Linked DNA regions of Mus musculus: region 2 is linked to region 1. The links are chromatin loops, found by intact Hi-C in ENCODE. Cell type or tissue: heart. All regions are shown on one strand. Each heading gives the region's core, and the rest is flanking DNA. Links, peaks and the distances in the headings are about the cores only. Region 1 overlaps Ptprm (protein tyrosine phosphatase, receptor type, M). Region 2 overlaps Ptprm (protein tyrosine phosphatase, receptor type, M).

The links. Hi-C counts contacts between places; a loop is a spot of excess contacts. Peaks named below come from ENCODE experiments on the same cell type or tissue, not always from the same donor. Only the 100,000 strongest peaks of a DNase experiment are listed, where the experiment ranks them.
Region 2: it touches region 1 in a loop (2.0-fold over the local background); 2 of 42 quality-filtered maps call a loop at or near these places.

The regions. Positions count from the first base shown.
Region 1 is chr17:67,254,893-67,270,457 of GRCm38, forward strand. The region is part of intron 1 of Ptprm (protein tyrosine phosphatase, receptor type, M); the gene reads right to left. It overlaps Gm52313 (a long non-coding RNA gene), which reads right to left. Exons shown (of 2, transcript XR_003952394.1): 2 at 8,540-15,565. Among named protein-coding and RNA genes, the nearest start is that of Gm52313, 28 kb to the right of the region's middle. In heart, for the core only: no CTCF peak of the experiment used is centred there; DNase peaks (open chromatin) are centred at 8,339 and 11,549.
Region 2 is chr17:67,174,560-67,190,124 of GRCm38, forward strand. The region is part of intron 2 of Ptprm (protein tyrosine phosphatase, receptor type, M); the gene reads right to left. Among named protein-coding and RNA genes, the nearest start is that of Gm52313, 110 kb to the right of the region's middle. In heart, for the core only: no CTCF peak of the experiment used is centred there; no DNase peak of the experiment used is centred there.

The DNA of each region.
Region 1 (15,565 bases), core at 4,525-12,524:
ACATCAATCATTCATTAAGAAATACCCCCAAAGAAGGCCAAGATGGTCCCTCTTCCCAGATGACCCTACCTTATGCCAAGTTGCCAAAACTCTAACCAACACAGAGGCCTTCAAGTGTGTTTTGCTAAAAAGAAGGCTTGTTGTTGTTGTTGTTGTTGCTTGTTTGTCTGTTGTTCCCAATATCAGGCCCACTGGGGAAGCCTACTGCCTTTAAATGTTTTAATGAAAATAGACATGAAAGGGGAGGAGGAAATGAGGGTACTATATGTAATTCATGTGAGCAGAGAGGAACACGGTGTCGCTCACATCTTGGACTATATGTGCTCAAGGCTACCCAAAGGATGGCTCCCACTTCCAAGAGAGCATGTTCAGGTTCTCCCTGATGTCCTATTCATGTATCTCCTGACTTCTAACATTTTCTCATCCAAACTGGGAAACTTTAGAAACTGGAAGAGGGCATGGATATCATTTTGCTGGAGAAACCAGTTCATAGCAGGAATATTCCAAGGAAGAGGAGACTTCTCATTGTGCTGAGAGCTACCATGAGCTGAGAGTTATTCCTGGCTTCCCAGCCCACATCCACTTTGGGGGTATCCTTGCATTTCTAGGAGAACACCTACCTATTCAAGGACAGAGTTCCAAGTCCTTCTACTCAGCTTTCGCAAGTCCCATGCACGCCTCCATGAATCCCCCTTTGCCAGAGCACATTCTGCCTGCTGCTATCTCCTCTGTGTATCCCTTCACTAAGTCCTTATCTATCTGACCTTGGGACCCAGGCTCCTTACACTAAGGATGGCAGAGGCATGGATAGGCAACAGGTGGGGTAGGGCGCTATAAGTTGGGGACATGGAAAACTTGTCATTTAGAGGCCAGATATTGCTACCCACATGGGCAACAGCTGTGAATCCAACCAGACCAAGGTGTACTGATAGATAGCAGGCTAGGCTAGAAAGGGCTCCAGAGGAGAATCAGGGGCTTGTGGACTGATGTAAGAGGGGAAACAGTTTGGATTTTCCTCTTTGTAAAGGATCAGAGTATCTAGAAGAATTCAGCCACAGGTGAACAAAGCCAGAGTGAGTCTGTGTCTTGGAGAAGGTGACAGTGTGTGTGTGTGTGTGTGTGTGTGTGTGTGTGTGTTAGAGAATGGAACAATGTGGGTGTAAAGAGCAAGTCACCAGGAAGCCCATTTTCTCTTTCTGCATCAGCCCCCTGCTTCATCTGCTATAGACAAGAACAGGCATCTCAGTCATTGAGGTCTGCCACTCTTAGGGGGCAATGAACATGTATTGTGTATCAATCTCTTTGTAAACTATGACCATCTATCAGTTTTGCCCAAAAATATCCAACGCTGGTGAGGAAAGAAGCCACCTACTTCTCTCACACAGTGTGCTTGTTCACCTCCAAACACCTCAAATGCCCTCACTAGAGGAAGGTTCCAGCAGGGTTGTGTGAGCAGTGAAATGTGGGATGTCTCTGGCAGCCCCAGGGCAGGTGCAGAAGAGACCCATGAGGTTTACACAGCTGCCTCATCGGATGGGAGACGGAAAGGGTTTCACTGATGATGAAAGAAGAGCGGGGGGGGGGGGGGGAGGGGCAGCTGGAATGAACAGAACGTGGAATCCATTACGCCTAGAAAGAAATGGGAACTGTCAGCCTTTCCATCCAGAATTAGAAAGCTGGCCCTAGATCTGGCACATCAGTGACATCACTGGCAAAGTTGCTCAGCGTACCCGAGGTGACACAGCTCGGCAACTTATGGGTGCCGTTCTAAACACTCTGAAAGTCTCTGCTTTTATAGACTTAACAAAAAACATCATCGTTTATTTATTTCATTCTTGTTTTAAAACAATCACGCTCACAAAGGGAAGAGGGAATAGTGAGATGGGAGGATATGGGGGGGGGGGGAGGAAGAACACCTGACTACTGAGCAACTTTGGAAGGTGGGCATCCACCAAACACTTTCGTGAAGATGCTGCTGAGATATGCAATTCTGTTGAGTGCCAGAAGGGGAGGGATAAATAATGCGTTGTCATAGCAATTAGTGGAGTTGATTGGCAGGGAAGACAGACAACCTTCCCTGAAGGCCAGGAGACTCTCAGAAGATACTCCTGTTTGAGTGTCCCCCCACTACACTCGGGATGGAATGTCATCTTTGTTGGAAACATTAAGAAGATAGAAACAGTCCAACCAGGGTACTTGTAGAGTAGGGACTTCAGGAATAGACGGCTAAAGGATGCCATGGAGCCAGGCTCTGATGCAAAGGGACCAAGGCTTAAGAGCAGAAACGTGTAACAGAAGGTTTTCGTTTACCATAGGATGTCATGTGCAACCCCAGCAAAGTGAAATTCTCAAACAGTAAGACAGGATGGAAAAGTAACCTCACTTTGCAAGCATGGCAGAGATGAGTGTCCCACCAGCAAAGGTGACCTCAGCAGGTGCAGCCTCTTGGCCTTGAACCTGCAGAACTGAAAACTGACTAAACCTTGCTACTTTATAAATTGCCCAGTCTGTGGGAGAGGGGGGGGGGCAGGCAACAGAAAATGGGCTACCCAGGAGATGAAAGCCTTTTTCCAATAACTGTAACAATAAATATCATTTGCTAATAGCCAAGAGTATGGTGGCAACAATATTGAAAAGGTAAGGGAAGAAAATGGTTTTTCTTCTCTGAGTTCCTAAATGCTTAGAGTACAGTTATTAAGAGTCAGAACCAAGTCGGAATTACTGTGTTGCTCCTTGATGCCTTAGCCCAGTACCATTTATGTACACAGTAATTTTATAATTAAAAACATGATTAAAAAATGAGCACTCTTTTCCCAGTCCAGAACCAACTTCACTGTAACTGGGAATGTTTACAAAGTTGCTGAGTGATAAAGGGAAGGGTTGGATGCAGGGTTAACTGGGGTCAACATCAGGACCTGCGGGTGACAATCCGAAGGCCTGTCTCTGAGCAGTCTGTGTGTTTACTGTCCCCATCAGAGCAATGAGAGTGAGTTGGGTATGTTGGTGAACTTCTTGAGATGTTTGGTTTGGATTTCACTTTCGTGGTTATTTGCATTCCATCCAAGAAAATGCAAGCAATCTCAATGGGCTTCTGGGGCGGCCTCCCTGTGACCTCTCTCCCAGGAGGACTCCCATACATCCGGTGCTTCTCAGCTCTGCTCAGAATACCACAAAGTCCTCAGTTGGTTCCATATGTGAAGTGATCTAAAATGCAGACAGAATGCAAGGAGACTTGGTGGTTTGAGAACACTAAAGAGAAGGAAGGTCCCAACAGACACACACACACATACACACACACACACACACACACACACACACACAAATTGCAAGGACCCAACAGCAGCCTGAAGGAACACTCACCTCTGCCATGTTTAGAAAGTGTGGTTAATTTTTTTCTTCTGTTTTATTGTTTGAAAATTTCATACATACTTGTGTATTTTGCCCTAATCTGTACCCCCTTCTTGCTCTCCTCTATGAGTCCTCTAAATGGGCCCTCCCCTATGAATCTTCCCCATGAGTCCTCCCCTATGAATCCTACCATGAGTCCTCCCCTGAGTCCTCCCATGACTCCTCCCCATTAGTCCTCCCCTATGAATCCTCCCCATTAGTCCTCCCCTATGAATCCTCCCCATGAGTCCTCCCCTATGAATCCTCCCATGAATCCCTCTCCATGAGTCCTCTCATGAGTCTTCCCCTATGAGTCCTCCCTATCCCTTTACAACCACTGTCCTCTCTTCAGTGAACTGGCTGAGTTCACTTAGTGCTGTCTGTATGAACGTGGGTATAAGACCATCCCTGGAAAAAACCAAGTACTCCTCTCCCAGTCATCAGGTGCCAATACCGTCCCAGCCAGAGGTGGCATCCCTGAGCTCCCTGCTCCAGCTCAGATTTTGTCTGCCTTGACCTTGTGCCGGGAGAGCATTCAATGGTGGTGAGGGAAAATAGAATACAAGTGAGATTTTTTTTTTCCAAAAACTGATTTAGACTAAGTTTTCCTCCAAATTGACTCACATTCAAGAGATAGTCGGGAATCTGGGAACAAGGCTCAGTGCGGTACAGGGATTGCCATATGCATCTGACCACCTGAGTTCGGATGCTCCAAAACCACACAAAAAGCCAGAAATGATAGTATACACTGCACATGGGCCAGGTAGCCTGGCACAAGAAGCACTGGGCAAACAGAGTGAGATACTCTGTTTCAGAGAAGGCTGAAAGTGAGGAGCAACACCCAATGCCTTGTGACCTCTGCATGCATGCCATGCATGTGTGTGCTCAAACATACATGTATACATGCATAGACACGCAACAAACGCATGTCATAAGACAAACACAAGTACGCATACATAAAGATTTCTTTACATTTTTAAATGATACCATTGACAAATACTTAACTTGTTACCACAGCAACATACAACAATCTTAAATCCTTAAAGTCACAAACTGGGTCCACAAGACAGACGCATGGAGAGGTGGGGCCTCTTTTAACCTCCTGTTGATGTTCTGAACTGGTAGAACTAAAATACATTTCATTCCACTTCAGCTGAACAAAGGACTGTGTGTGGCTCATGGCAATGTGACTCTGAGCAGAATAAGAGCTACATTCTTATTAGCTGGACAAAATTCTGCCCAACGCATTATTGTCGCTTGCTTATTGATTTTGCTTCTACAAGTGTCTGATGTTCGGCACTGCGTTCAAAAAGAAGAGAAATCCACCAACAGCTTGCTTTTCTCTTTTGCTGAAACATAGACAAACCTTACCTGAATTTTGTCACCACTTAGGAAAAGGACAACCCCCAAAAACTCATGACCTCAGACTTCAAGCTTCTTAACTCTGCCAACCCACTCTCTGGTTTAACCTTTCTTAGCATTTTCTTTCATTCACTAGAAAAGACTGCCTGAAATGTATCCCTCTGTTCTCAGGGCCTCCCAAGCTTCCTCCATACCGGCTTCTGCAGTCCTGGCCCTCACAGAGAAAAAGGAATAATTAAGCAGGGGCTGCTTCAGGCTCCAACTAGCAGCCCCACATGATACAAGTATTTCTTTCCATCACCACCGTTAGGCATGATGGAAGAAGAAAACCTACGCTTTTGAGTTGTGTGTTCTGGATGTGGCATAGCTCATAGAGGTTCATGATCTGGGAGCTTGGACACAGATACACAGCAATGTGAAGAGGTGACAAGGTGGGGAGGAAGGGGTCTGATGGGGGGCAAGTAGGTCATGAGCCTTTCCCACAGGAAGGGCTTGGCGCCCATCTGCAGCAGCAGGCGAGCTTGGGAGTTGTGTGAGCCATATGTGGCAGCTCAGCCTGCTTTGTCAGCCTCCTCTTCAGTTTCTCTTTCTGTTCCTCTGTCATATTCTAATCTAACACTAGCTCTCAAGAGAAGCCAAGCAGGAGCAAGCACAGAACGGAATGCCAGGGACAGTAAACCTTGACTGTGTGTTACAATACCAGTCCTCTACCCACCCAGAGGATCGAATTCCTTCATCTTCCTGGGGTCCTGTTTCACCTTTTATGGGAATTCCTTTCTAATTTGGCTACCTTTGAGAAGCACCAGGGCTTCAAACACTCCATATACCAGCCATGTGGACATCAACGGAGCAGGAGTCTCTGCGTAGAATCCATGTTTGTATGATCCCATGTTTCCAGCTTGCGTTCACTGCTGGGGCTTCCTCCCCGTGTTTCTACATTTTTGAAGAACAGGTTTAAGTCTGTGTAATTCTCTACTTGATGAAACACAGCCTTCCTCATTACTAAAGTAAAAAGCAGCCAGTGTGGACAAGGATGTTGAGAAAGATCATTTGTGTATTGCTGATGGAAATGTAAATCAGTACACTCGTTCGTGACCCAAACAAAACCAACAAGATCGCCCATATCATCCAGCCATCTCATTTCTGGGAAAATACATACAAAGGAAAAGATCCCAGTGCATTAAGGAGACAACTGTACTCCATGCTCATAGCAGGTTTGCTAGCAATGGAATCAACCAGTGTCCCTTGGTAGATGATTAAAGAAAATATGGCGCACATTACATATTGGGAAAGTATTTAACAGTGAAGGACAATGAAATCTTGTTATCTACATTAACTGAACCTGTCTAGTGGTCATGATGATAAGTGAAACAAGCTATGTTCAAAGAGAGGGAAACAAACAACTAACAGTAACAACAAAACATGTTCTCACTGTTAGGTAAAAACTACACTTGTTGAGGACAGGAAATAGAGAGCCCACGAGAGGTCACTGGAGGTTGTAAAGGTGGGGAGGAAGAGGAAGAACAGGTGGGTAGTGAGATGGGAGGAAGTTACTCCCAGTGTTTGACATCATGATACTATATGTAGATGTCACTACAGCATGACCCTGGGGAATATGGGTTCACCGTTTGTGTGTATTTCAAACAACTACAAGTGCTTGGCAGCTCTGTGTTTGATGTTGCCACCATGGAAATTTGAGTGTTTGAGGTGATTGGTGTTTTGTGTCCACGTATAGAAATGTCACATCTTCCTCATGAGTGTACACCATTGTGTGTCGGTGAGAATGGGCGTTCACAGGTGGGACTGAGGGAGGCTCTGCAGATACACATGTATCCGTCCGTACCTCCTTCACTGCCTTCAGCAGGAAGCACGCGAGTCCTGTTCTTCTTGACCACTGTTCACATCAGGCAATTGCTTTCTGCTGGCCTGAGGTGCCCAGAGACTGGCCGATAATGTATTCTTTCCAAAGAGTTTTGTTCCCAGTAGATAGTGTAACCTTTGACCTGCCATGTGCATACAAGGCCATATTTTTATCAGTAGGAATTTCTTCTATTATCTCATTGAAGGAGCAGGGGTGGGGCAGTTTTCATTCTTTTCCATTGGGAAAACAAAAAAGCAACCTTTTATCATCTTCACCACACACACACATAGACATATATACATCCACACACACACATGTGCACACACATACACATACATACATACATATGCACACACATACATACACAATACACACAGACACACACATACATAAACAATACACACATACATATACACACATATACACACATATCCATACACACACACAAACATGTACACACACAAATACACACATACACACACATACACACAAACACATATACACATACACACGTACACACATATACACAGGTACACACACATTCACACCCATTTACACACATACACACCCACAAACATACACATATGCACACATGTATGTACACGCACATACACACAGGCACACACATAGACACATACATATACACACACATACACCCACATATACATACATACATGTACACACACACATACACACATATAAACACATACACATACAGACAAGTATACACACACATACACACATGTATACACATACACACACACACACACACACACAAACTCACACACATACACACACATACATATACACATACACACACCAGTTCAGAGCTCTCTAGGCCATGCTCTGTGCTTCCTTTCTGAGGCCTGCTTCTCTGAGTTTTCATGTTTGCTGTATCTGGGGTCACTGAGATGGTTTTTACCTCCACAGTGGTTTTAGCTTCTTTACTGGGATGAATCAGTTCCCTCTCGGCCTCCTTTATCTTCTCTTTCTCTTCACCACATGTATCTTTTCTTCAAACCCTCTTTTTATAGAGCCCAGTTATCACTATGCCCTGAAGGCCATGGAGAAAAGAATTTTTCCTAGCTTGTGAGATAAGGTGTCTTCTGACTTGGCCTTTAGTGACCTCCCAGCCTCCCTTCTTCTTATGACTGTTCCCTGCCACGCTCAGGCCAGCTGTAGGCAGAATGCATCCTTCCAGAAACAAGGGACACTGTTCCTGGCTGTGGAACAGGACAGAATAAACATCACAATCAACACTAACCACCAATGTCCTCCATCCCCAAGTCCTGCACCCAGGGAGGATTATATATTTTACAGAGTAGAGCTTTGGAGTACAGGCCCATGGGAATTCCTCCTGGCCTCCTTCCTACCTGACTTTAAAGAGTCCTTCACATTTAGCAGCCTGAACTAAGTATGACAGAGGTGCACGGTCACTACAGTGGATAGTCAGACACTCAAGCTGGGTACAGCTCCCTGATATTTACAGGGACCCTGGGGGTGTTCAGCTCACAGCTTACCAATGGCAAAGTGCTTCCTCTTCCAACACCATCTAATTTGCATATGATGTAAAAAGGAAATGGAACAAAACGCCTTCTATTGATTAATAAGCACAAATAAGTTTTCCACCCATACCAGTGACTATTCTGGAAGTGCTCCACTCATTCTAGTGGCTATGGTGGAAGTGCTCCACCCATTCCAATGACTATGCTGGAAGTGCTCCACCCATGCCAGTGACTATGCTGGAAGTGCTCCACCCATGCCAGTGATTATGCTGGAAGTGCCCCACCCATTCCAGTGGCTATGGTACAAGTGCTCCACTCATTCCAGTGGCTATAAACTCCAGTATCTGATGAACTTATGACTTCAATTTTTAAAAAATTCTCAAAAGATGTGTTTGTCAAGTTATGGTTTTTACTCCTTTCTTAATTTTTATAATCCTGAATAAATTCAGGCTGGGTGACTTAAGGAGAGATAGTCTTCCCTAAGGAGATTATCTCAATATTAGCAGTAGAGCCAGGGAGTGTAGCACAGTGGTAGAGCACTTGTCTATTGAGTGAAAGGTCCTCAGTTCCCAGTACCAACGACAATGACGATAAAGACGAGGACAAAGATGATGAAGATAACGATGTTGAAAAGATGATGATGATGGTGGTGGTGGTGGTGATGATGATGATGATCCGAACCCAGGGTCTCCAACACAGTGAAGTATAGACACTATTACATTGACCACTTGGGGGCAGGGGTGGTATTAAGGTCATATCTGGTCTTCATTTACGTTTTAACTTTTTAACATTCAAATTCAAGTCTGTTTTTCTCTTCTCAAAGGCCGCCGCCCCTCCATTTGATCACAATACAAAATGTAAAACTACAATGAGCTCTCAACTATATATTTAAATCATCCACAAGTACATGACTAACTTGCAAAAACACAAGATTTCTTTTGGGAAACATAACACAAATAACCACACCATGTAGTCCATATCATTACATAGTCTATACGTCCAACTAAATAAAAATGACCATAAGCATTTCCGTCATGTGACCCACAGTCCAGGCAGAAAACAAACACTTCAGTTAAGTGATTATTCTCCTTTTTTTGTCACAGAGAGAGATACAATGGGTAACGGCTAGGTTGAAATCTCTGAGAACTTGGGAGTTCTGAAGTCAGGAAGGAGGGGAGGGGGGAGGCCATGGCACCAGCTAGAGGTGGCAAGGCAGGAAATGCAGGCTGACAAGGACCCAGAGTCTGCAGCGAGATCCTATCAAGTATTTTTAAATTCAGTTCCGCACAAGTCAACTCAGTTTTGCCTGGAGATTTTACTAGACATTTAGCTGGTGTGTGTATAATTACTTGTCTCTCAGAATTGGGAGTGGTGAGCTGGAAGCAGTCACGGGAGATGTGCACAGGGTTTGAAGATGGCAGTAAACAGAACACCTGATGTACAGGGTAGCAAATATGTGTGGGGATGCTTCAAAACTAAAAATTTTGGTCGCTACTTCCACATGTATAAGAAACATACTTTATTACCCCTGGTTTTTACTAAAGTATTAAAAATAAAATGTTATCCCTGTATACCCCTGATTGCTAGCTACCTCTCCATCTTTCCCAGGATTTGCCAAGGACCAAAGTAGGAGTCTTAAGCATGCATGAAAACAGACATCATCAACTCACACAACATACCACAAGCATGTGATAATTCTCAGAATTCATTGGGGGGGGGGCTTAGCGCCCACCATTAGGCCTGGAGGGCAGGCTACTTTCATAAATGTCTGAACCTGGTTTTTTAAATGGAAATAATGCTAGCATAAGTACTATCGGAGTTACATGAAGTTCGAGGCAGGCCTGGAGATCTCCTGGCAGGAGCCAAGGTTTTTGAGGCAGCTTTCTGTGTATTTCCAGAGCCTTGACTGCCAACTTCATTGCTCGCCCAGACACACCTCCACTGAGTCATTGCTGAAATGGGGAATGACATTGCCATTTGGTCACCATTTGAAACTCTTCCTCAAGTCTATAGTCTGACGTCACAACATCCAACACACTATAACGAAGTTTATACACTAAATGTGGATGTTTTAATGAAAGCAAACTCTGTGAAACCAAGAGAACAGATTCTACATAAGCCATCTCCTCATCACGCATCTAAGACTGTCCTATTGAACATCACGGCACCAGGCACTGAGAACATGAATGTGGCTAGTCCAGTCTGAGCTGCCAGTTTGAGTCACTCTGAAACCTTGAGGCTCAGGTGTAAATCAAAGCAGAATATCTTACTAGTAAATTTTGTATTGATGAAAGATTGAAATGACAAGGTTTTGGGCTCATTAGATGAAATAGTTTATGCAAATCTTATTTTGTAAATGGCTATCAAAATGTTAATTCTAGCTTGTAGCTCACCACCACATACTCTAGAGCAGTGATTCTCAACCCCCCCCCCCCCCCCAATGCTATGATCCTTTAATACAGTTCCTCATGTTATGGTGACCGCCCCAACCATAAAGTTATTTCATTGCTACTTCCTAACTGTCATTTTGCTACTGTTGTGAATCATACTGTAAACATCTGATATGTGATCCCTGGTTGAGAGCCACTGTCCTAGTGGGGAGGTTCTGTGGTTTGGTTTGTTTCTAGGTTTCTTGTTCTGTTGTATTTGTTTGTTTTCTCCAGCCTGCTGAACTGCAGCCCTGGACAGTGTAGCTTCAGACACCCAAGTGGGAGGGATCTATGAGTGCACTCAACCAAGCATCAAAGCTAAAACATCGTCCAAAGTAGCAAACCTCCCTTCTCAGTCTGCCTCTTCCAGGGGAGGGAGCATTGCGGATGGCCAGGAAGATTCTCCAAAGCAAAGACTTAACTGTGGGAAGCCACATACGCCATTACAAGATGGCGCTGGCTACTGCTGGCCACCCCTAAGTTCCGGTAAACAACCAATGTGCGCATGTGCATAAGGGTTTCGCACCAAGTCACAGCCCATCCCGGGGGTATGTAAATGAGGTACTGAAAGCACGACCAATCAGGTATAGACACACCACTCCTAGGCCTATATAAGCAGCGCCAGTTCTGGGGCTCAGGGTCTTTCGCCTTTGCTATCAAGCTCTCCCAATAAACGTGTGCAGAAGAATCCTGCAGTGGCATCTTCCTTGCTGGCGAGTCAGGCGTCCACACTTAACTTGCTGCTTTCAGATCTATCTTTGACATTTACCTCTTCCAGAAACTTCCTCCGCTGTGACATATTTCCAAGCACTCTGCCCCATCATAGTCACCCTCTGCTTTAGCACATGCTTTATAAACTGGTCACGACGCTGCCATCGCTCTGGAAGAGCAGCTTACAGAAACAGGTGTGCGAATGGGCAGAGACTTCTAGGAGTCCACAAAACTTTGCCAGGAGGAACACAGCAGGGCTTCAACACAGAGCAGGCCACACACTCAACACTCAGCGCTCATGCCCGTCTGGGCAGGTTGCCCTGGGTTGCTCCTCCTGCTGAGCTAAGATATAACACTTGCCACAGGATTGGTGACCACAAAGATGTGGTATTGTTGCTTGGTTTAATGTCAACTTGCCACAAATTTGAATCACCTCAATAGAGAACTAAGGTCACATCCTGTTTGCCTTAGCTGACATGGGAAGACCCATCCCAACTGTATGTGGTACCTTCTGCTAACAGCCCAGATACAAAGGGTAGGTTATTTGCCTTGTGCTGGCATGGCTGAGTTGGAAGACGCCTGTAACTGCTGCTTCTGATTCCTCCACTGGTATCAGAATCAGTGTCTCCAGGCTCCCATGATTAAGGGCTGGTGGCTCTCTAGGAACCCTCTAGTTCTTCAATATCAAATTAGGGTTGCTGAAGCACCCCAACTAAAGGTCTAAGCCAAGGCTAGACTCAACCTCTATGGTATGAGGCAACTCTTGTGACTCTCTCAATGTAAGCCGATTTGAGAAATGCTCGTAGTGCTTATATACTCATATCTGCAGTTCTGTTCCCATAGAGAACCCTGACTAATACAGGCGGGGAACGGCTAATGTGCTGAGAATGTCAGTGGTCCCCTGCCTAATTCTAGCCCTAAGCAACTAATTCTGGACTGTGTTAGTGAGTTACTTGGCATCTTCCTACCCTTGTGTTGGCCTCGGTGCCTATTGGAAACTCATGTTGGTCACTGAGCCGTCACAGTGTGGAACTTGGCTGCTCTTTGGGAGACCCAAGGACAGCACCTTTAGCTATGTACTGAGGAATTTCGGAATATGAATTCATTCATCCATCCATTCATTCAGAATATAATTATAGAGCTCAGCTATGTGCCAGGTATTGTTGGATTTGCTGAATATCACTGAACCAAAGAGACAAGGACAGCATTTAATGAAAAGGTAAGTTATGTACCCTTCTAGAAAATGGTACATGCTGAACACACGCACAAATTTCACAGGTGGGTAAGTTCTAGGACTCTGGTATAGGATCAGCAGGTCCTTGGATAGACCAAGCTGAGCCTGCCAGAAGGAAATATCTCCTCAGAAATCATGGTGGGCGAGGACTTAGCCTGCCTCCAGGAGCACAGCTGAAGGATGCGGAAGCAGGAACTGGAGAGTTCATCTGGGACACCCCCACTCAGGAAGGGGGACTCGAAAAGTAGGAGGAAACGGGCAGAGAATGACAGCCAGCCAGAGGTCATGGGGCAGACTTGGAGATTACAGCTTTGACTCTACGAATCCCTTGCAAGTTTTTAAGGTGAGGAACGATGCATTATGTCTTCTGAAAGATTTGCTCTATTCCTCTTAGGAGCAAGGTCAAAAGCAGATATCTTTAACTAATACATGTTAAATACTGTTGTAACTAAAAACTAAACAGTAACAGCCAAGAGGGGATAAGTGTAATGGTCCTTTATTGGAACCAGGGACAAAAGGCTGGAAAAAGATGTGTTTCAACTACCCGACAGCAAGGCCAGAGATGATGCCCTTCTGACTGATCATGTGTGAGCAAAAGCAGGTGTGGATGGCATGTGGCAGCATCCACAGATGACCCATGGCAGTCCACAGGTGCTGTTGGGACACCGCAGCCGTCCTTTGGTGAAGGACTATAGCAACAAGTGTGACCTTCCAGCTCCAGGAAAGAAAAGGAATTCCAGCAACCACCTAAAAGAAAGGGTGAAGGCAATTAACCTGCCACTGCTGACCTGACTCAACACTCAGTCTGGAGACAGCCGCCATGCAGCTCGCCATTACGTTGGCTCTGCTACGGGAGGATGAGTACGAAAAGAAAAAGAGTCGGCGGTATAAATAAACATTAATACAGAGCTAATTTTCTTAGTTCTCATTTCACTGAATAATTATACCTTTGGGCTAACATGCATAATATAGTAAGTAGCATGCGGTTTATATGTAGCCCAGCAAGTTGCTGTCCTCGTTATGCAATCGTTTGAAATCATTTCAGGGCAAACTCTGCCTGGAAAGTGACTTCCACGAAGATATCCTTTCCCTGAGAGCCTCCTAGATAGTTTACTAAGCGTCTCTTTAGGTTAACGGGAGCTGTTCAAGAAAGGAGTCTCAAAATATTCTCTATGAAATATCTTCAATAATTCATTAAAGTTCTAGCAGGCCAAACTCTCTCTTTTTTTCTTGGCTTGCTATGCAGACTGATGCAAGAAGCCTTCAAGGAGCTGAACGCCATGTGTTCCCACACACTCGGCACCTCTGTCCTTAGTGAGCATAAGTAGAGATAGCCTAGCCTTTTAGAAGAAACATTGTTACAAAATAATCCTTTTGTTAAGACAGAATTCAGTGTAGGTGTTTGGAGATCTAACTTCCCTAAGGGAGCTCCCTTCCCATTAAACTGTCTCCATTTTTAGCTGTTGTAATAAGATGCCAACTCAAGCATCGAACCATTAATCCTGAGAGTTGACCTGTTTTGATAAGTCTCGCTGAGCACGGATCATGGATTATCTAGACCTGACTGGACCTCTTCATTTTTCTTGCTTCCTCTGTTTTCAATGATACTGCGGGATCGTCATAAAATGGTAATCTAATTACTCCCAACTATTAATTATGCTCATGATTAATTTGAAACACCTGACACAAATGTAAGCCTGTATTCTGAGAGACAACACACAGTCTTAATGAAATTCTAACACCTGAAACTGCTTGGCATCGTTATCAGTCAAGTAACTACGCTTAATTTCCTCTCAGCTGGGCATGTTAATAGAGTTGGTCCCCGGTATTATTTACTAAAAATGTGCTTCAGTACAAAACAATTACAGTGCATCTAATCTGTGGCCTTGAACCACAGACTCGGAGCCAGCATCAGCCTCCCAGGCAGGCCAACCCCTGAAAGTCATTAGTCTCTGCCTTTGGCTTCCTCCCCTCCTTGTCAAGTGCTCCTTTTCTTGAATCTCCAAACATAAATGGTTTATAAGCCTTTTTTTGCAAAGCTCTATGCAAATGGCTTATGCAAGAAATAGTAGAAGGCATGTCTGTCGAAGGGAGTAAAGAAAAGCAGGTTGTTTGGGCGGCTCGAGTTAATGTTGAGGGGATAGGGATGCAGGATCAATCTGGGGGAGTTAGGTGGAGGACAAAAGTAATGATCAAAACACATTGTATGAAATTCTCCAAGAATTAATAAAAAAATATTTTTAAACACACGAAAGATTTACAGTACCCGATAAGTGGAAAGGAAGGACAAAGATTTGATACAAAGTACCAGAACAAAATAACCTGCTGGGTTCCTAGAGGAGAGCCTAGACCTACCAGGGTGAACACAGCTATTGGTTCCTAGAAGAGAACCTAGACCAACCAGGGTGAACACAGCTACTGGTCCCTAGAGGAGAGCCTAAACCTATCAAGGTGAACACAGCTATTGGTCCCTAGAGGAGAGCCTAGACCTATCAGGGTGAACATAGCTATTGGTTCCTAGACGAGAGCCTAGACCTACCAGGGTGAACACAGCTATTGGTTCCTAGAGAAGAGCCTAGACCTACCAAGGTGAACACAGCTATTGGTTCCTAGAGGAGAACCTAGACCAACCAGGGTGAATACAACTACTGGTTCCTAGAGGAGAGCCTAGACCTATCAAGGAAAACACAGCTATTGGTCCCTAGAGGAGAGCCTAGACCTATCAGGGTGAATACAGCTATTGGTTCCTAGAGAAGAGCCTAGACCAACCATGGTGAACACAGCTATTGGTCCCTAGAGGAGAACCTAGACCTACCAGGGTGAACACAGCTGTTAAACAGCTCTGTGGGTGGAAAGGAAGCACTGTGAGGATGACCCAGGCCTTTGAACCTATCCCTTAAAACAGAACTATGACCCATGCATGAGGTTGATCCAGTGTCTCTCGGACAAGACATCATAAACTTCTCTCTTTTTGGGCTCAGTCATGGTAGAAGCTGGAAGGAACCCAGACCTACCTGTGAGAGCTGATGTGACTTCTGTTCTCTTCTCTGTCTGTCTTGCAATCTCCCCTTTGTGA
Region 2 (15,565 bases), core at 4,703-12,702, 80 kb before region 1:
ATGAGATCTGCTTATCACAGCACCTGGGTTAACACAGAGACCCCTGCCTCTCCAAATTTAACAAAATCGAAAGAGTTCTGTATTCATTAGAAAACCTCAAGTGTTAAGCTAGGGATCTAGATGACAAGGCCTACTCAGCTCAGACATGTTGCACTCTCAGAAGTCATCCAACAAGTCAATAGCCATTTGTAGGTAGCTACTTTATGTGTTCCTATGAAGGAGCATACAAAGAAAATGACAGTGTCCTATAAGAATGAAAGAAATCATGGCTTAGCTAGGAGTATGACACTTCTGCAAATTGAGAAGTATTACAGACAAAGCCTTCTACTATAATGCACACACAAGACAAACTCAAGTTCCCTTAAAAGGCAAATCCCTTGGTCACAGTTCATTTTCTTGTTTATTCGTTTTTAAGCTACAATACAGAATAGGTTTTATTGTGACATATTTACACATATCTACCACAGTGCCTTATTCCTATCTACCACCTACACACATACATCACCCCCATCACAGCCTGTTCTTTGGTTTCCATGTTTATGTCTTATCTGTTTTGGTGCACGAATATACACGTGTGCTTAACCAACTTTCTTCTCCAGTTCTCAAGCTTACAACCATTCCCTGCAAATTAGCTTCTGATTCTTTTCTTTTCTTTCCTTTCCTTTTCTTTTCTTTTCCTTTCAGTTTTCTGGATGCAAGTTCCTTAGTACAGAAAAGCACTGGGCTTAAGAATTGAAAATCAATCATCTTTCCAGGGAGATTGGTACAAATAACAAGAATAGCCACAAATGCAGCAAATACCAAGGCTCTAACAGGCTTTGTAACAGTTCTTAATTTTGAAAGGTATTATTGAGCTTGTCAAATAAAAAAAAAATTCTAAGAATCTCTTCTTTAATATACTTGAACTAAATATAAAGCAGTCAAGAGAGATAGAGAAAAAAAAAACCCACATTTACCTAAATTATAAGATCCTACGTAGCTAGGAACACTTTTTAGAAATCCCTTTCCCTTTGTGTTATTGGGGACACAGAGGAAAATAAGACTAGACTCTCTACTTATGATGACTTCAGAAGTCTGTGGTCAGATCTGACCACTGGGATTGACTCTGAACCACACAGAGGTTAGGATTGGCCTGGTACTGGCTCCCCACCATAGGCAGTGCTCTAGGAAATCTCTGCCCCCTGCTCTGCTGGGGATGAGTCCTTAAAGAAAACATTGGTCTTATCCACTACAGATTACTAACGATAGATGACTATATGCAGTGCAAAGATAAATAAGAATTCTCCACAGGCCCAAACAGGCCAGAGGCCTAGGGAATATTCATTGTCACACTTTAAGTATCTGCATCTGAAGCAGAAGTCAAGCCAGACACCTGGGGCCTGGAGCCCTGGTCCCAGTAAAAGGCTGAAGGATTACAAGTCTCCACCTGCTGGGGAATTTGAGGAATTACCAAGAGCAGAAGGTGTGGCTTGGCTGAAAGCTTATCCGAAGGAACTGAGTAAGAAAGCACTACCTTTTCTGGGAGATTCCAATGTGCTTATTTCTGTCTAGCACAGCTACAGCTTTTAGTCATCAAAGGTTGAAATGCAACAGTGTGGTGTTTCTGGTTGTTGGTTGGTTGCTTGCCAAAGTCAACAGTGTATGAACCAAACGGGGCCATTTCATGGAGATCTTCTGTCTCTCTGTGAAGGTAATGAATTCATTCTGAAGTTGTGCTTGAGAAAAAAGCTCTTCATCTTGGAGGACACAAAATCAGTGCCTGATCATGATAGGCATACCACAAGAGTATAACTTAAAAAAAAAAAAAAAAAAAAAAAAAAAAAAAACCCAGTGGGTCCCAAAATAAAGTGAAAATGGACAGGAAACCAAACTGTGGGCTGGAGGGAGGTGAATGGATGTTGTGGGAAGATCTGAGGTGGGGGATGGGTCAGCACTCATTGTGTACACATGTGAAACTGTTAAGGGAAAATATTTAAGGAAAGAGAGAACCAATGAGCTAAGAGATCATCTATTTCTTCCCCTCCAAGCTTATAGCATACAAGCTAAAGAAAACTATTCAAATCACTGCCTTAACTATATTACCATAAAAGTCAGGGTTCATACCTTTGACATATCAGCAAATCCAAGTAGAACACAGAACTTTCCTCTAGAAATAAATCTGTCCCCTCCCATGAGTGACCTATGGATGGGGGTGAGGAAAAACCCACCCGTGAGGTGAACTGTTATTGATTTTTATATAATTTCCATCAAGCACCATTTCCAAGTCTCTCTGAAACGTGTTTAGTCATCTTTATACCATCTTGTCACTATACATTTCATAATAGAAGAAGTCGAACTGATTTTATCATGACACTATATATGACAGCTAGCAGTTAAAAACCTCAGAAGTGGTACTACTGAATGAATTTAGATGGCCCTGCTCATATATATGTTTGAATAATTCACTTTACTCTGCCTTCTATTCCTTAGAAATCCTATACTCAATTTCAAATGTATGAATATTAATCCTATTTTCCAATTGTTCTGGAGCATGAGATTTCATAAACTCACCCTTCACAGAATTAATAACATCCACACACGGTTATGTTGCCTGCTAAGATGCCATTCGGCGTGTATTATTTTATTTGAAGCTCTAGTGAAATGTATTTGTTAGTATAAAGAACTCAGTAACCGAATGAACTATTTATATTATCTTTATTCAAAGAGAGAGTGAATTATCATCCCCAGGGGTATCCTTTATTCAGTTTCTAGAAGTTCTTCCCCTCTTTTCCTTGCTGGCTTCTCTGCAAACTATAAATTGAGGTAGTCATCTCTTAAGAAAGCCTTTCACAGGACTTCTCCGAGCATCTTCCTGGACCCCCAAAGTCCCTGAGATCCTTCCAGGGAACCTCAAATAAAACTATTTCCATGATAACAGAACACTTGACAGTCCTGTCCCCACGTTCCTCTCACCCATTCACAGGTACAGTGTTGCTCTGCTGCCCAAGGGAACGGACGGATGCTCATTCTCCTTGTGTTCCCCACCCCCACTCCCTGCCCAGTTTTCTTACATAATCCGAAAGTTAGCAGTAGGCATTACCCACATTGACACTTTAAATCTTTAAAAAAAAATCTCAGATATGAAAGGCATCCTACCACTGAAGAGTCTGAGATTTGTTTCCTAAATCCTCAGAGGTGCAATACATAGTTTATTTTCTTCCTAGGTACCCTACAGTTAGCCCAGTGTGACATCTGGAGGACAGTTTTCTGGTGTCACCACAGAGACCACAGACCAGGCATTTTATAAAGAAATGCTCATCCCCCATGGCAGTGAAGGCAGATGAATTTAATCTTGTTCCACTGGTACCCATGGAGGCTTTGTGCTATGTCACAGCACTGAAGAGAGCATCACACAGTAACAAGGAGAGGTCATGTCTGCCTGGGGCCCTACAAACCCCTCCATGGGGCCACACCCTCAGGACTTTAGGAACCTTAACCTCCCCAAGACCTTATGTCCAAATATTATAAAACCAGCCTATGAAGCTAGGGATTGGTTCCAGCATGAGTCACTCAGCATAAAAGATCCTCTATGTTCCCACAGTCTACAGCCAAGACGGCAAGAAGCCGGAAAACATGGTAAAACTTATCCTTGATCGGCAAGCTTCTTCACATCTCATCAGTCAAGGCAGATGTGTTCGTGTATAAAATAGGCAACACGGATGCACAATACCCCAGCATGTCTGGGAGACAGTGAAGCAATTATCCAGGTCGACTAACGATGGCAAAGGCTACATGTGCTGTCAGCTCATCTCTTTCCACAATGATCCAACACCACTGCTAACAACCACAGGGGCTGCATTGGCTCTCAGCTCCCCACTGCCTGTCACTCACTTGACAGCTATTCACCTGCATAAACTCTTCTTTGACCTCACCACACGAATTTCAGGAAACATGGGAATAGATTTTGTTTGGCTGTGACCCACACAAGCCTACACGTTTAAGATCATTTTCCACAAAACAATAGGGAAACTGTAAACAAAATAGTAGTGAATGTTTGCCCACATCAGCGTAGTGCTATTGTCTAACATGGGCACTTTGTATACTTTAGCAGCCTTTATTTGACTACTGTTTTTAACAACCAATTAGACATAATAAATTGTGCCATAGACAAATCGTTCAACCTTTTCTGGTGACCAAGGTCCAGATAGATTAAAAGAAATTAACATTATGTTTAAAGAATCACTTTTGTTACTTTTGATCTGTGTATCTGTGTGAGTATATGTATGTGCGTGTGAGTGCAGTCCCCAGGACAGCCTGAAGAGGGCATCAGATCCCCTGGTGCTACAGCTACACACAGATGTAAAGCTGTCCCCCATGGGTCCTGGGAGTTGACCTCTCGATCTCATCAAAAGCAAGCCACAAATGCTCTTAATCAGGAGCCGTCTCTCCCTCCCAGAAATTAACATTCCTGTCTGAACTGACTCATCTGGGCCAAGTAACAAAGTCGTCTGTCAATGCTGGTGAGAGCCAGTGACCTCCCAGCTGAAGGCTACACACTGTATCATTTTGTTTCCCAAATAACAAGCATTGATTGCAATGCTAGAAAGGTCACTTGTCATCAGCTCAGTGGTTGACCTACTGGCAAATTGTATCCTGTCACTCCCCAGGACTCCAATAAGTTAAGAGACACTTTGTTTATAGAGAATAATTAGGGAGGTCACAGTGTTTCCACAAGGTGTGAGATCCCGGGATGTTTCTTGTGTTCAACAGCATAGGCAAGAACAAACAAATGTCATGAAAATAAATGACGAGTTGAGGATTTTAGAATTTCCCAAAACCAAGCCCAGGAACTCCATTTTTTCTAGATTTAAAAGCATGGGATCAGACACAGCCTATGTCTTCAAGTCTATTAGTAAGGATGAAGGTGTTGGATACATTCTCTAAAATTGGCAATGTACAAAAGACAGCGTTTTCAACACTGGAGCTGGAGAGATGGTTCACTTAGCATGAAGACCTGAGTTTGAATCCCCAGCATCTGTGTAAACACCAGGGGATGATGTCATGCATTTTTATCCCAGCAACAGGGAGACAGAGAATAGGAAGTACCCTGGGGTTTCTGGCCAGCCTGCTTAGCCAAGCCTAGCTCCAGGATCTGCAAGAGACTGTCTCAAAAATAGAAAGTGGAGAAGTGATTAAGGAAGTCACCCAATGGCAAACTCAGATCTTTACAGAAAGGCACACAATGTGTACATGCATTTGCCACACATGAACACATATACACAGAAAGAAAGAAATAGTTCTATGGTTAACAATTAAAATCATACAACTAAGGACCAACCCCTTGAAGGACAAATTTTCATTGACATCACCATACAAGCACTGCTATCTGTATTAGTATGCTACCTCAGGTATGTGATGCGGACACTTACTGCCACATAATCAGATGTTTGAACTTGTCCGCCCACCAGATAGAGGCCCTATGATTGTCCAGCAGACAATTAATTAAATAGCCATATTTATTTCTCTTCCAACCACTTAAGCTTCAGAACACTGCATTAAAATATAATTTGTCACTATCTAGAAGAAAGTATCGGTTAACTAGGCATTAAAGTCCACTTATTTAAAATAATGATCTGCATAATCATTTCCTAGAGTTTGCCAAGAAATAGACAGGAGCTTTCCTATAGTTACTCTTCCTACTCTGAAGAGGACAGAGACACATGCAAGTACAAATTCAAAAATAAAACTTCCCAATCCCCATTTTAATGCACTTTTTCCAATGTGTCAGTCAGCCAGCAAGGTATCTACTGACAGGATATGTTATACTTGATATGTCTACTGAGACCTAAGACCAGATCATGAAGGACTTGTCCTAGTTTACATAGTCCTAGAATTATATCCCTGAAATTAGTTGCCCCAAATTGGTGTTACATAAATCCCCGGGCTCCGAGGAGCCTCTCTAGCAGTGACCAAGAACGGAATCACAATATGCTGAGAAAGGGAAGCAAGCCTCAGCTCTCACTGTTTGAAATGTAAATATTTTTGTGCAGTTTGACAGCATTTGCCTAAAATGCATCCGTGGATAAAATTCAGGTCGGCAAGGTGCACTGCCAATCCGACCCAGACACGTGTTCTTCTCTTCCCTCACATTTACACTGCTGATTGTAATTCAGGAAGGAGTTCAAAAGAGTGGAAGAGTAATTAAATTTATATATACTTCACCTAGCTTTAATAATTGTTTAGATGCTCATATTGGCAAGTCTGTGTCACACACATGCATGTATGCATGTGCTTACACACATGTTTTCATTTTTTTTCCTTCTGCACAGAAATACTCATGATCCTTCAAATTTGCTATAAAATCTCCTAAGATCACTAAATTCTTACATATGTGATTCTTTCTTCTGTCTTTATTTTCCAGTCAGAGCTCATTATGATGTCTTTGATACACTCGCCAGAAAATCTGAGTTGTCAGACAGGGGAGACCTTGCCATGCACTCCTGACAGCCTGGACCCAGATCCCCGGGACCCAGGTAGATGTGGGACGCAGTGGTCAATGTGTCACCTGTAGTTCCGACACCTCACTCTGCAAAGGGGATTGCTGGAAGATTTCAGCCACCTAGCCTGGCATCTACAGTCTTGGACAGGAGAAACCCTGTGTAACGAGGTAGAGAGAAGACCTACACCTAAGGTGCCTGCGTGCATCCCGATGTACGCACATAAGTCACACACACAGGATTGACAACCTGAATCTCCATCTTCATGGAGCCGATGCTCTCTCCTTCCTCTGCCAAAGATCAGCAATCAAATCATCTCCCTGAATGGCTTCCTGCAGGGACTCGGGAGAGTCTCTGACAGTGTTTCCTCAGATAGCTGGGGGAATAATGTACATGAAGTCCTGGGTTCAGATCCCAACACCCACATAAAAATGGGCACAAGAATGTGAGTCCCAGGGTTTCTTGTGCTGGGGAAATGATCTTGCAATTTGTTTAATCCCAGTTTGTGTTTTCTGCTAGGAATATGCTCAAATACGAATGGAGCTATTTCTGAGTCCCAAGTCATAACCTACAGTCCTGTTCCCCCACACTTAGTCAGAGTAGGCTTTACCTCTTTTTTTTATAAGTAGGCCATGTTTAGCATCAGCCTTTCTCTGTAGAGCAAAAAGGTGGAACAGAAAAGCCCTTGCCACTCTCCGAATTCTCAGTGTGCTGTTCTGGAGCCAAGTATAACAAGCGAACCATCACCCAACGTCTCTGATCCTCATCTCTCTCTTTCCTCGACTTCTCTACTCAAATGCTGGCTCCATTTGCAGCATCTGCCACATTTGGCCTCTCTGTTTATTCTATTACTTGGCCTCCCATCTCTCTGATAATGCCATGTTGGATAATTTTACAGGAAATTAAGCAAGAAGTAAAACTATTACAGTGCTTATTTATATACAGAGGCAGATTTGTATACTTTGCGGCAAATATATTAAACAAACTTAATCACTATTCTTATGTTTTGTGAATTTCCAAGTATCCAAGACTGGAATTTAGAAGAACTTTGATGGAAAACACTGTTGACTGCTAAGAAGGCACTGTGGTTACAAACAATGCAGGCTTCCACTGGCCCAAATGAAACAAGTTAAGCAGCAAGCATTGTTGCACTACTGTATCAATCTTAATCTCTAAGGCATAGCAAGACAGGGTCAGCAAAATAGCAACATTATCTTAGCTTCTTTTCCCCTGGTTATTATGACACACTCTGAAAAAAGCAACTTAAAGGAGAAAGACTTTACACTGGCTTCCAGCGTTCAATGGGGCAAGTCTTCAGATAGAAGTACATATCCTGGAATAGAGGGGAAATGGAGCCATTGCTGGGGTGGGGGAGGGACAAAGAGGAGAATTGCAAGGTTCAAGTGATCAGATGGGGAAGTGAGAACAGTGGGGTGGGGTAGGGTGGGGTGGGATGGGGCTCTAATGAGAGAAGGACCGAGATGAGTTCAGAAGAAGAAAGGAATAGCAAGAAGGATGTGTGGGAAAGCCACAAGGAACTATCAACTACCTAAAAATGTCTGCAATACAGGTAAGTCAGCATATAAATATATGCATATACTTTAAATAAACTTTGCCCATCTAGGCTGTCAAGGCTCCCTTTCAGAACCAAAGACCAGCTGACAAACAACAGACATGAGAAGCTCTTTTAAGATGGTGGCTGTCCAAGAGACTCCCAAAACATTATAATGTTATATATATATATATAACATATATAGTAGTATATATACTACTGCTGTTGTCTTGGTTTGACACCTCTGTCTCCCAGAAGTGAAAGGTGAGTCCCTATGGCTGGAGATGTCATGCTCTCAGACACAGCACCCAGAGATCCTCAGCAAGAACTGACTTGAAATCTTACTCCCTGAGGTCTAGGTTTCATAGTATCCGGAGTATCCACACATAGTTCTGAAGGAGGGAAGGAATAGTCTTCCCCAGCCTAACATCTACAAGCCACAACAACCACCACTGTGGCACAATAACCCTAAAGGGTGCGGTAGTGGCATGCATACCTGGGTGGTAACCAACAGCTCTCCAACTGGATTTAAGACCTCAACAGGAGGGAAATCAGGCCCCGGTATTAGAAACTTAATGAACTACCTAAGATTAGTGAGAGATTGGAGAGATCCTAACTACAATCACTACTCTAACCAAATCAGCATAATCCCTAACTACACAGTAAATATTTCTTAGACCCACAAATGAGTGTAATCCTCACCAACACCTCATCAAGGAAACTCTCTTCTTAACAGAAGGAAACCAATACAGAAAACCACAACCAATCAAAACACAGAGTTGAGATGCCCCATCCCAAAGGATACATGTACACAATGACATCTGCCTCTAAGGCTCAGGGATCATTGAAATAGGAGGAGCCAAACATTTTTAAGAGCCAGAGGAACAGGTAATTTACTGTGACATTGTGTCTCATAGGAATGTCAGAAGCTAGCCCATAAAGTCTCACCAACATGACTGCCTCGGCATGGGCTGAACAAGGACAACAACAATGGACATGCTAAAGTGGGCAGGGTAAAGACTGTGAGGCCCCAGTACTACACACAGGCAACTAAAAAATTCTCCAAGTGGTAGAAACAGTTATTCCCAGGGACGAGAACACCAATTAGTTTACCAATACCAAATGATCACACATAACACTATGTAGACCTGAAGAGTGTACATATAACATTATGTGTATAGCTCTGAAACACACACATAACATTATCTAGACCAAGAAGACTATATTTATTTATTTAGAAATACACACACACACACACACACACACACACACACACACACAGAGCTCACCACTACTACTACCACAACCACCACCACCAAAAATAACAATTAGTGAAAAGAAGTGGCCATGAATTTGAAAGGGAACAAGTACCCTCTTCTATGTGAGAAGTTTTGGAGGAAGAAAAGGGCAGAGGGAAATGGTCCACTATAATTTCCAAAGGAAAAAAAAAATTTTTTTAAGGTCAAAATGGCTAATTTGATGTTTTCTATATTTTACCACAATTTCTATTGGGCAAAAATCCAAATCATACATAATTCAAAGACTAGGCAACTCATTCCTTTTCAAATTAATAAGAAATATGATCCATCCCCTACAGCCATATCCAAAATCCTCATGTAGCCAGAACTGTCACAGTTACACAGTTACGCAGCCAGTGAGGGCCACTGCGAGAGGACCACTTACTCACACCATGTGTGCACGAGGCAAACAGAGCCAGGTGTTCTCCATCAATCACTGAGTTAAACCTCTGGGCTGTCTTTATCGCCATCTCTAACTGTTTCTCTCATTCTGTAACTTAGAAACTACTAACAGGACACAGCCCTGGACATTGTATTAGGATTGCACTTCAAAGTGGAAACTCAGTCTAATTCCCTCCTGGTGACATGAGTTTCATGAGGGATGAAGAGTGCTCTTTGGAAGTCACACAATGGAAGGCTTGCATGGAAGAGTCAAGGACAAACAAACCCCTTTCCACATCCTGAGTTAAGTGACTAGGACTATCCAGACCCAACTACAATAATCTAAGACCCAACACAATCACTATGTTGAGTCTTATGATAGAGTTAAAGCTGGAAACAAAAGAGAATCATGTCCCACAGACAGTGGCATGTGCACCTTGACTTGCCACCACAGTAATAAATGTTACTACTCTCAAAGGCTCTTTTCAGATTCTTATAACTCTATTCAGAAATCTCCCAAAAATATTTAGGTTATATTCTTCACTTTATGTCATTCAGAAAGGACAACAAGAAGTTGGTACAAGCTACCTATATTATGGAGCTGAAGGCAAGCTGAGTGATGCATTTACACTAAACTCCAGGAAAAGAAAGAAGGTAAGTAGGGAGGGGTAAAGAAAATGGGAGGGGGGATGGAGGAGCAAGAGAGGGGTGAGAAGAGGAGAGGATAAAGAGGAGCAGGGAAAGAAAGAAGATGAAGGGGGAAGAGAAAGACCAAGAGTAGGAGGAGGAGCAGGAGGAGGAAGAAGAGGAAGAGAATAGGAGGAAGAGAAAGAGGAGCAAGAGGAAGAGGAGGGGGAGCAAAAAGAAGAGAAGGAAGAAGAGAAGGAGGAAGAGGAGGAGGAAGAGGAGGAGGAAGGGGAGGAAGAAGAGGAATGGAAGGAAGAGGAGGAGGAAGAGGAGGAGGAAGGGGAGGAAAAGAGGAATGGAAGGAAGAGGAGGAGGAAGAGGGAGGTGGTAATTCTTTTACATTATACTGGGCTAGGAATGAGGCTGAGATTCTGATATGGAACATAGATTTTTCCCATGGCCAGTTCTGAGGCAGGTTCTTAATATCTCATCATTTTCAAGGTCTTATATAATCTGCCATCATTAGCCCTGCAAAGATTACCCATTTGTTCCTGCCCCCAACTCATCTGGACCACTTGGCCTCCATGGCTTCCTGGCCATGCCTCGATTCAGGTCTCTATTCAGTAGAGACCTACCATTTCCATGATGACTCAAACCTTACCCCAACTTTAGGTTTTGTTCTTGGCCTCAAGTACTGCCTACCACTAATTATGTTCTCACTACTTATTGGTCAAGTGCCTGTTTCCTCTGTGGGTTATAATCAGCAGGAAGAAAGACTCAGCTGCTGGTCTGCTGAGTGCCAACCCTACACAGAAGTCATTCTACACACAAATACAGCTGTCCCTGGATATACACATGGGATTTATCCCAGGACCCCTCAGTAATACCCACATTACTGATGTTCATGTCCTCTATATTATAAGGGCTATAATATTTACTGTGCACACTGTCATTTTATGCATGAGTTATAATAACCATCAACACATACATGGTACATAAACAGCTGTACTTTATTGTAGAAGGAAAACGAGAAGAAAAAATACCTCCATAGGAGGCCTGTAGAGATAGTTCTATTTGAATCCTGTCTGTCTGCAGTGGGTTGAACCCACGAATATGGAGCCTACAGATACGGCAGGCTGACCATATATGACTGAATAAAGGTGGTATAAAATTAAGAAATTAAGAACTTACAAGAGGGCCTTGTGAAGGGACACTGCGGGCTCTTTCGGGGTGTACAGACAGTTCCACAACAGGCAATTTTCAAGCCCACTTGAAAATGCTAAAAGATGCCCTAGTTTGAACACCTATGGCCTGGCCCACATGTTCACCTTTACAAGGTCATCCAACGACGGTCTGAAAAGCAAGGGACCTGCCTCTCTAGATTTCTGATTCCTGGGGGGTAAAGTATGGAGATTGCCACCTCAAGGATCAAATTACCCACACCTCAGGGTTCAAGTGTGTCAACTGCTAGAGCCATCTGATTGCACAAGCTTACTTTGTCTGATGAGAGAGACTGCCCATTGTACTCACCTATGATGTACACTCTTTCCTTTCCCCACCATTCCTTCTGTTTTGTTTAAGGGGCAAAGCAAACCCAACCTCGTGCTGCTGCTGAGTGCGAAACCTGATGAACGGAAGCTGACGTTATCTTTTAAACATTTAGCACCTCACCCGCTAAACAAGAGCAAACACGCTTTATAGCACGTGACCTTTGATCCATCCAGTCAGACCTAGAATGGAAGGAGGAGGCGCTGAAGATGCATCTCTGTTCGGCTCACCAGACAATGGCTGGTGCGAGGCAGGTGTTTAATTCACATTTGCAGAGGGGCAGCTGACTGAAGAATCGGTGAGATAATTAAACAAATGTTTGAATAATCTGTGACAAAAGTATTCCTTGCCAGATACACACAGCGACTCGAGAGGACAAATAGCCTTCCCTAGTTCACAGCCATCCCTTTCATTATCCACAAAATGCCACAGAAGACCCGGAGTGCAAATAAATAGAGAGGCTGTCCCCAGCACGTGGAAAATATGCCTGATAGTGGACCCAACGAGAAAACTTCAATTACTCTGCCAGTCCATCATCCTCCCCAATGTGCAGCTGATGCTAAACAAATACGCCTAGTCATTTTTCTATTTTCTGGGTCATCACACTAAAGCTGTCTATCACTCCTCTGCCAGGCACTTCTGTCTCCCTGCCTTGGGTTGGGTACCACAGCCACGCTTCAGGCCTGAGTCACTCTGTTTCCCAGCATCATTTCCAACAGGTAAAGCCAAGACAAGAAGGTCAAAGGACGTTTCTATGATTGAAAGCCATACTTCCTGAGAGCCAGCTGTGTAATTTCCTCCTCCCCTGCCTCCTACCTCCTGCAATGGGGCCCAAGTCAACTTCATAATAGTTGCCTTAGGAACTACACCTTATAAATAAAGTATCTTAAACAGTCAGTGTGGATATGCATGTAAATTCTGTGAATACCAGGTAGTTGTGCTTTGAATTTACTTTAGGATAAAGAACTCCTGCAGACAACTGTATTGTTTTTATTATATATCAGTCACTGATCTCATTCACAAGATGTATATTATTAATAATAATATTAAAAGATATTTAAAAACTAAATATCAAATTTTAAAAGATCTGTTGTTTTAAAATTGTGTGTGTGGCGGGGGGTGTTGCTTTTGAGTTTTGAGTGCAGGTATGTGGGAGGTCCTAAGTAGAATTTGAGTTGTGGACAGTTGTTGCAAGGTCCCCTATAGGCGCTGGGGATTGAACCCAGGTCCTCTACAAGAGCAACACAGGCTATCCATCATTCACTCATCCCTCCAGCCTCCTCAATATGTCTGGTTTCTTAGTGCAGCCTTCTGAGAGAGGCTGAAACAGGAGCATAACAAGTTGGGGTTTACATAGAGCCACAGAGTGAGTTCAAACCCAGCTCGGATAACTTAATGGAAGCTTGTTTCAAAATAAAAGGATAAAAATGTCCCGCAGGGGGAAGGGGTATATCTCAAGGGTAGAACATTTGCCTAACATATAGAAGGCCCCAAGTTTGCTCTCTAGCACTGCCAAAAAAGTATTTAAATTAAATAAATCTCTATCCACTGTTTAAAACTAAAGCAGTAAGCTACAAATATTATATAGTAAAAACTTATAGAAACAAGGACTATTGTTCCGCCCTAGGTACATATTCTGTGGTCATGAAACACTTCTTAGGACAATGCCCTATGTGACACTCACAGGCTGTGACTTATTCTCTCAGGCCAGAAGCTGCAGTGCTAACAAAATACGCCAGACTCAAAGTCCCTAGGGTCAGAGTAGCAATCTTTATGGTACACATTTAAAATTCCCCTCAGTGCTAATGAAGATCAATTCGTATGAAATAAGCCACGCAGTTACCAGCAAGAGAATAGTTAGCTTGTTCTACCCTTCAGAAAGCCATTAAGGTACAGAGCCTACTACAGAAGCGTCAAGTTTAAATGCACAAAGTTACATGATACTTGGTGTTCCCCTTTAACGTGTGATTCCAGAGAGATGCTACCAGCTCAAAGGAGAGACCAAGTCAGTTCGGTTAAAGCTCCAGACCGTGTTCACTTTTCAAAATGTGGTTATTAATAACCTCACACATGGAAGATTCCAAGGAACAAACTCCACCCTTGACTTCAGAAAAGACAGAGTAACATCAAGGCCTAAATCAGTGTAGTACTTTAGGCTGTCAACATTTTGAAACTCATTTTGATGGGCTGTTTGCTAGCAGGAACCACAGTAGCGCAGCCAAGGCTGAGGCACTAGGAGTAGAAACACAAGCAGTGGCTGGAAAACCACAGAGACTGATGGTGAGAGGAAACAGGAAACCATGCCATGGCTAATAGTTATAAAGTGACTACAGGAATACAAAAGATTCACAATCTGAAACAGCCTAGGTCAGGAGAATATACTGCCCCGGTAACAGTGAGAGTGAGGGACACAGGTCTGTGCACTCATCTCTGTCCCAGCCATGAAGATCTGACCATAGAGCCTAAGCTGCCATCCACTGTTACCCTGAATGGCCATAGCTGTGTGACAATAAATCCAATGGATGCTGAAATTTGAAATTCGTATCTCCAAAATACTATTATTCTTTTAAAAAGTTTCCAGTCACTTAAAGATGGAAACACCACTCCTAGCTTACAAGCCGTATTGAAACAGTCAGGTGGCTACATTTGACCAACAGGGTAACTGTTTATCAAGTCAATACGACATCAGTCTATATGTAGCAGAACAAGTAACATAGGTGTGAGAACAAATCCAACTGTATTGTTTAATGAAGCCTTAAAACAACAAACTGATATGGCTAACAAAAGCCACGAGGTTCTCTCTGCCATTCATTGACCATAAGAGATGTTAATAGTCTTATAATTATATTTATAGATTTACTATTGTGTGTGTGACATGTATGTGACTCTGTCTCTGTCTGTCTGTCTGTTTCTCTCTCTCTCTCTCTCTCTCTCTCTCTGTGTGTGTGTGTGTGTGTGTGTGTGTGTGTGTGTGTGTATCTAGACTTCTAGATTTGAGTTTGTTTCTTACAGTGAGAGAGAAGAGAATAATTTTCTGGAGTTGTTTCCTCCTTCTATCATGTGGATCTGGGTATTGAACTCATGTTGTCAGGCTTGGTGGCAAACCTCTTTTTCATCCAGTGAGGTGTTTATCTTATGACTCAGAGTCAGCACATGCTGAAGAGGATTCTGCAATATTTAGGCTTCTTGTAGAAGCATTGTATCCAGTATAAAGAGCCACAGTAATGGAAGCAGATACTGCATGTGAACAAATTACAAATTGGAGGCTTAGGGAACAAGCCCTGTGGTAGATGAAGTGCTTGCCTAACACGAGTGGTCTTGGTTTCCATCCTTACTGATGTACAGCATCCAGAAAGGCACAGATTCCATCAAATGAGAAGACAGACATGGCATCTACAGTGACTGTGCTTGCATGGACAGATCTACCAGCCTAACTTCCCACCATCTCAGCCTCTCTGGATACCAGTGGACACCTGGGGCAGTGGCAAGGATAGGCTCAACTGCTCTCAGGGCAAGGACTCTCCTTGGGAAGGAACAGAGCAGGGAGGAACAGCCATGCTACTATCTATCAATCACAAATAAGAGGAGAAAGGAGATTTAGAGTGGAGCTAATCAAGTAACTCCCGAGGCAGCAGTGACAGGCAAATGCTCAAAAGAAAGAGAAAGTCAGCAAAGGAGAAGAC